Regions from separate parts of the Mus musculus genome. Here region 1 is linked to region 2. The links are chromatin contacts, found by Hi-C or POLR2A ChIA-PET in ENCODE. All regions are on one chromosome and are shown on one strand. Each heading gives the region's core, a stretch centred on a gene start or an enhancer-like site at or near the end of the contact. The rest is flanking DNA. Distances are from core to core; before and after follow the strand shown.

What was found. A loop is a pair of places that touch in the nucleus more often than their neighbours do. ChIA-PET counts read pairs that join two places held with the same protein, here RNA polymerase II (POLR2A).
Region 1: a loop to region 2 is called in a map of T-helper 2 cell, with 7 times the contacts of the local background. The contact joins the promoter of Bcl2l13 here to the promoter of Ccdc77 in region 2. A Hi-C loop is called at or near these places in 1 of 37 maps with a recorded cell type or tissue (T-helper 2 cell). POLR2A ChIA-PET finds 5 or more read pairs at or near these places in 2 of 5 experiments (Patski and embryonic stem cell).

What each region holds. Positions count from the first base shown.
Region 1 is chr6:120,834,949-120,838,010 of GRCm38, reverse strand. Bcl2l13 (BCL2-like 13 (apoptosis facilitator)) reads right to left here and starts at 1,781. Exons shown (of 7, transcript NM_153516.2): 1 at 1,654-1,781. Gm38889 (a long non-coding RNA gene) reads left to right here and starts at 1,817. Exons shown (of 3, transcript XR_869411.3): 1 at 1,817-1,907.
Region 2 is chr6:120,355,991-120,359,304 of GRCm38, reverse strand. Ccdc77 (coiled-coil domain containing 77) reads left to right here and starts at 1,938. Exons shown (of 12, transcript NM_001381936.1): 1 at 1,938-1,978.

The DNA.
Region 1 (3,062 bases), core at 532-3,031, 480 kb before region 2:
GAGACAATCCTGGTCCACATAGGAAACTCTAGGACAACCAGGACTACACAGAGACCCTGTGCCCCGCCTCCCCCCAAATGAAACAAAGTTGCCTAACGCCCTACACACATGTGTATCCAAACAAACAATTACACCCACAATAATAGTAAAATTTAACATTTTAAAGTGACAGTCATGGCTGGGTACTCCTGGATCTCCATTCAGGGGAGGAAGAAAAGGTAGGATCTACCAGGCAGTGGTGGCACATGCCTTTAATCCCAGCACTTGGGAGGCAAAGGCAGGCGGATTTCTGAGTTCGAGGCCAGCCTGGCCTACAAAGTGAGTTCCAGGACAGAGAAACCCTGTCTCCACAAAAAAACAAAAAACAACAACAACAACAACAACAAAACAGAAAAGGCAGGATTTGAGTTCAAGGCCAATTTAGGATACAGTTCAAAAACCAAAACAAAACAAATGTTATTTTAAGGACTAAAAAAAAAAAAAATAGTTTAGAATAGTGCCTGATCATCCAGAGCCAAGAGACTTTGTAGAAAAACTGTATAAATGTTTTCAATTCGCTGTTATAATCATCCAGGACACATTTATCCAACTGTGTATGTGAAATGTAAGTGATTCACTACCCACACACTTGCCTAACTCTTTATGTGTTAAAACAAAATGGAAGAAAGGTATTTCAAGGGTGTGGCAATACATCTAAGGTCACACAAGTTAGGGCAGAGAGCATCAACAGTCTGGTTTATACCAAGCCTCCAAGGGGAATATTGGAAATTTTGCAAAAACTTTTTTTTTAAATATCAGACAGAGGGGCCTGTCAGCATGGTTCAAAACTTTTAAACACAGAGTAAAACAGACCTCTTAGATAAACACTTGTGTGTGGGAATGGCGAACTGTTTAGCCGAACTATCAGTCAAAAGCATGTGAATTTCTGGGCAGATCGCTTCAATTTTTACCCCTAAGTAAAATCCTCAACTTAGCCTAGGCTACCTCCTTCACAGGACTATAATGTAAAGGCAAGAAATGCAGGATGCCGCGAAAATGTGAGGAGGGATTTTAAAAAGAGAAAAACAAAAAACCCCGAATCACTGTGAAAGGCATCGCCTTCGTGTGGTAAGAAGACCTAGTCTGTTTTGTTTTGTCTTGGGGGTGGGGGGGGGTGGCGTGGGACCGTGAATGGGTGTCAAAACGCAGCCAGCGCTGAGACTGAGAAACAAGCCTTCACACTGTGACAGGACACCACTAGCGAAGCTAATCTATAATCGGTCTAAGTGAATGGCACACGCTTCCCTCCTCCAAGCGAGAATTCACGCTTCCTAGTCTGCCCCCCAAAACAGACCCTGCTTCCCAAAGCCGAGATCTGGGTGAAGAACAGAATGTAGAGCAAGGGTGAGTTCCAGAGCCTCAGGCAGCCACACAGCCGGTTCAAAAGCCGCCCGGCGTGGGGGCGCACTGGACAGGTCGGATTCACCCCAAACAGCCCCTCAGAAGTTCCGAGACGCCGCGGCGGAGCAGCACGGTCCTCCTCCCTCAGGCCCGGTCTCTCCCGCGCCCTGGGCAGCACCGTGGTCAGCTCGGTGGTCTCCAAGACCCCTTCCTCAGCGGATGGAAACCGCTCCACCAGCCACCAGGGCCGCCCCAGAATCCCACTCCCCTCACCTGGCTCCAGCCCTGCCCCACAAGGGACGAAGGAGACGGCGGCGGCGGCAGCAGGGGCTTCCCACGGGGTGCAGGAGCGACAGTGGCTGCTTCGACCCGCGAACCTAATCTACCGCCGCCGCCATGTTGGACGGTGAGGTCACCCTGGCGCGCCTACGTCACGGCGGCGTAGGGGCGGGGCCCGGGCGTAATGCCAAGCCGGAAGCCAGCGGCTCGGTCAACTGGAAACGAAGCAGGGTCACTGACACCTGCTGGTCAGTTTGCGCAGGCGTGACCTGTGTACGAAGCTGTCCTGTGCCTCTCTTTCCAGGAGCCGCTTAAATCCTCGATTCTGGACTTCATAAGTATCTTCACCCAGTCATTTCCGGTGCTAGTTAGGGCGAAGGGTGATGAGGTAGACACCACCGCACGCCTGCTCACCCCTGTGTGGGACAAGAAGCTGGTGGCATAGCAGAAGCAGAGTTCTGCAGACTTTTGCGTTCCTGGAGTACTAAAGCCCTCAGGTTACTGGTCAAGACTGCACTTCCTAGGGCTGCCAGGAGATTGTCCTGAAAGTTAGGAAAGCAATTTAAAGGCAGGGTGGAATGACTAGGTTGAGACAACTCAGGATCCGGGCACCATGGTGATAAAAAGAGTCTTATAGTAGTAATCCATTTTTTACTCGCACTGCCTGGCAAGCTGCCTGGACTATAGTTTCTTATGTTTGTTTCTTGACTCTACAAAAGCATGTCCAACCTGTGGTCCAAGATAAACTGAATGCTTATCAACCAGAAAGAAAAAGAAATAGATTGGGGCTGGAGAGTTGGCTCAGTGGTTAAGAGCACTGACTGCTCTTCCAGAGGTCCTGAGTTCAAATCCCAGAAACCACATGGTAGGTTCACGACCATCTGTAATGAGAACTGATACCCTCTTCTGGTGTGTCTGAAGACAGTGACAATGTGGTTACATATAATAATGAATAAATCTTAAAAAAAAAGAAAAAGAAAAATAGATTTACTTAAACCATGAAGGCTGTGTATAACCCGATTATCTAGTTGTTCAGCAAGAGCTTTTTAGATCGTGTAAAAAGGTCAAGATATCTAGGCAAGATAAACACCCTGCATTAGCCAGCTTGAGTTTCAGCCTGTGTTACTGAAATGAAGTGACAAAGTAACACAAACAGCACAGAAGATTAGGAGTTAGAAGGCGGTTGAAGGCGGTTGCAATCAGTCAGATCAGAAATGATAAATGTGTCCAGTTGCTTGTACAGGCTGGTAATCCCAACACTCTGAAGGCTGAAGCAGGAGGATAAATTGGAGTCTGGCTACATAGTGAATCTTATCTTTAAAAAAAATAATAAAAGATTGATTACAAAACTGACTGGGGACCATTGATATGGCTCAGGTTGCAAAAGTGCTTACTGTAAGCCT
Region 2 (3,314 bases), core at 689-3,188:
ATGAACCATGCTTTTTTTTTTTTTTTTTTTTTTTTTTTTTTGGTTTTTTCGAGACAGGGTTTCTCTGTGTAGCCCTGGCTGTCCTGGAACTCACACTGTAGACCAGGCTGGCCTTGAACTCAGAAATCCGCCTGCCTCTGCCTCCCGAGTGCTGGGATCAAAGGCGTGCGCCACCACACCCGGCTGAACCATGCTTTTAAAAATAGTATTTATGCTATAATTTATACCATAATATTAAAATTTTAGATTTACTTCATGAGTGTTTTGTCTGCAGGTATGTATGTGCCTACTGCCCACAATAGGAGGTCAAAAGACTGGGACTTGTCTCCAGTCAAGGGATTACATATTCAAATGTTATGTCTAGTCAGTCTCATTTAAACATCAGGAGGATATATGAAGAGCTGAGGGTGGTGGCTCATGCCTCTAAACCCAACACTAGTTGGGGAACCCTGTCTCAGCAACAAAAGAGGATATATAAAAGGAAGTTACACAAGAAAGGATCAATTCTGCAATGCATAGTAGCATTACTTTAAAATTTGGAAAGCTTGAAAATTGAAGCTTTTATGCCTATGTCAACTTCAGTGGCTCACTGATAAGTGTACACAATTTTTTCAATATGATATTTCAAATATCATTGGTTTTCCTATTCATGTCATAGGAAAGGATAAAGAGAAAGTTTATAGTTTTTCCTTCTTTGTTATTCTATTTTGGTTAGTCCCTGGGAAATTCTTGGAGTCAGGCTTGGGTGAGAAGTATAGTTCAGTGGTAGAATACTTGTTTACCATTAAGTAACCATGATTCCTTTTTTGGTTTTGTTTTGTTTTGTTTTGTTTTGTTTTGTTTTGTTTTGTTGAGACAGGGTTTCTCTGTATAGCCCTGGCTATCCTGGAACTCACTTTGTAGACCAGGCTGGCCTCGAACTCAGAAATCTGAGGCCTGCCTCTGCCTCCCGAGTGCTGGGATTAAAGGCATGTGCCACCACGCCCGGCAGGACCATGATTCCTGAAGCCTTAGTTCAGTCGCAGGGTGAATCCAATGACTGAGCAAACAAGCAAAGAGCCATTAAAATGTGTTTGGAGTCAGAGGTGATGAGCTATAATACCTCTCTGTGTGTTTGTTTTGTTTGTTGTTTGTTTAAGGGTGTAGTTCTGCCCTAGAACTTGCTGTGTAGACCCAGCTGGCTGCCCCTGCCTCCCATACACTGGGCTTATGCCTGAGTCCCAGAATTTGAGGGTAGATGCAGGAGGATCTCTGAGGCTTCTACACAGCAAGATCCAAGCTAAACTGGATACATAGTGAGTCCTGGTTTGGTTCCTCACACCCATATGGTGGCTCACAACCATCCCTCTTTAATTACATCTAAGCTAAGGCATAGAAAACTCTGTCTCCTCCTCTCCTCTCCTCTCCTCTCCTCCCCTCCCCTCCCCTCCCCTCCCCTCCCCTCCCCTCCCCTCCCCTCCCCTCCCCTCAAACTCCTGATCCTTTTTATGTCCCTTCTCAGGAATTGGGATTACAGGCTTTTACAACTCCGTAGGATTTGTAGAACGTTTCTTAGGCTCACTTGAAACAAACTAAAGGCTCACTCGAAACAAATGATAATGTGTACTAAACTCTCCGAGGAGTTCTCGTGATTATGTATGTCATTTATGCAACAGGTTTCATTAAAGGAAAATAGTTAAGTGAGTTTAGACTGAGTTGTCAAAACGAGTTCTAACAGCCAAGGGATACTTACCTCCCCCCTCCACACGCATTCTGTCTTTGCGCAATGCTGTGTGCAGAAGAGAAACTACACTTCCCAGGAACCTCTGCCGGTGAGGCGCAAGGCAAGATGGGAAGTACTGCTGGGTGAACAACCGTCCTATTGGTGTGCAACCTAAAAGGCCGCCTGAGCTCGTGAGCGATTGGTAGGATTTTGTAGATGCTCGCTGATTTGAGTTGTTTTTCGGTTGCGTTGTTGGACGCCAGGGGTTAGCACTTGGTGAGTGTGGATTTCAGGGAAAGGGTGAAAGTTTTTTGGGGAGTAAATATGGTGGGATAAAAGCCTTAGTAATCAGTGCGGAAGGGAGCTACAGGAGACTAAACCTAGGGCCAGTCAAGGAAAGATTGTCTGTAAAAAGAGAAGTTTCCGGGACGCGGAGAGCTTTAAGAATGACTGAGCAAAGATCTGCTCAAGAACTGTATGAACTTGCCAGAGAACAGGATCCAGACGTCCTGAGATGGACGGAGTTCCGTCTCCGTCTTCCTCCCACTTGCTTAAGCTTCGATTTCCTCGTTTGAAAAATAAGGGATAATAAAAATACTTCAGAAAGTGGTTATGCGGGTAAATACGACTTTTTAGGGACGGGGTTGTGGCCAATATGTAGAGTGTTTGCTTAGCACGCCTGTGCCCTCAATTCGATCTCTTACACCTACAAAACAGAAACCCATCACCTTTTATATAAATAGAGGCATTCCTGCCTTGCAAGGTAGGATTAAGATGGCTTCTGTCTGCCTGGAAGATAGGTTATCATAGTAAAACTGCAAATACAGGCATTTATCAGTGAGGGGGGAAAAAAAGCTTTTAAATTTTTTTAATTATTCGTTTTTGTTTTTTGATTCGGGAATCTTACTCTGCAGCCCACGTGGGCTTGCAGTTCACTATATGTACCAGACTGGTCTCAAACTCTTGGCATTATACTCTTGTCTCGGTCTTCTGAGTGTTGGGAGTACAAGTACACAATCAGTTTATGGTTTTTCTGTTGTTTATTTGAGACAAGACCTTGCTCTGTTCCGGGCTTGCCTGGAATTCAACTCTGTACCCTAGGCTGCCCTCAATGTTGGGTGATCTTCCCAGTGCTAGCTTTTAATGACAGATGCCACTACAATTGGCTTTCTAGATCGTCTTGAATGGAAAAACTCAAGAAAGAGATGGAAGAAATAGTATTTAAGATGAATTTTACATGCAGAATACACTTGATTAAGTGAATTTACTAGAGTTGTGGAAGGAGTTATAATTGAACTGCCAGGAAGCTCATGAGCAAAGGCATAGAACCAAGAACATTATGTGCCTCTGGCGTGGTGTATAAGCTTTTAATCCCAGTGCTCGGGAGCCAGAGGCAGGCAATCTCTGTAAGTTTTAGACCAGCCTGGTTTACATAGTTCCAAGCCAGCCGTAGTGAGATCCTGTCCAAAAAAACAAACAAAAAAAACATTTTATAAAAACAGGGTATATCTGGGGAAAGAGATAAAAATAAGTCAGGGAAGAGAGGTTAGGCTCTAAAATAGAAAGTTCTGAATTCTAGGCTTTATTTAATGTTCGTGTCTGTAAGTAGCCA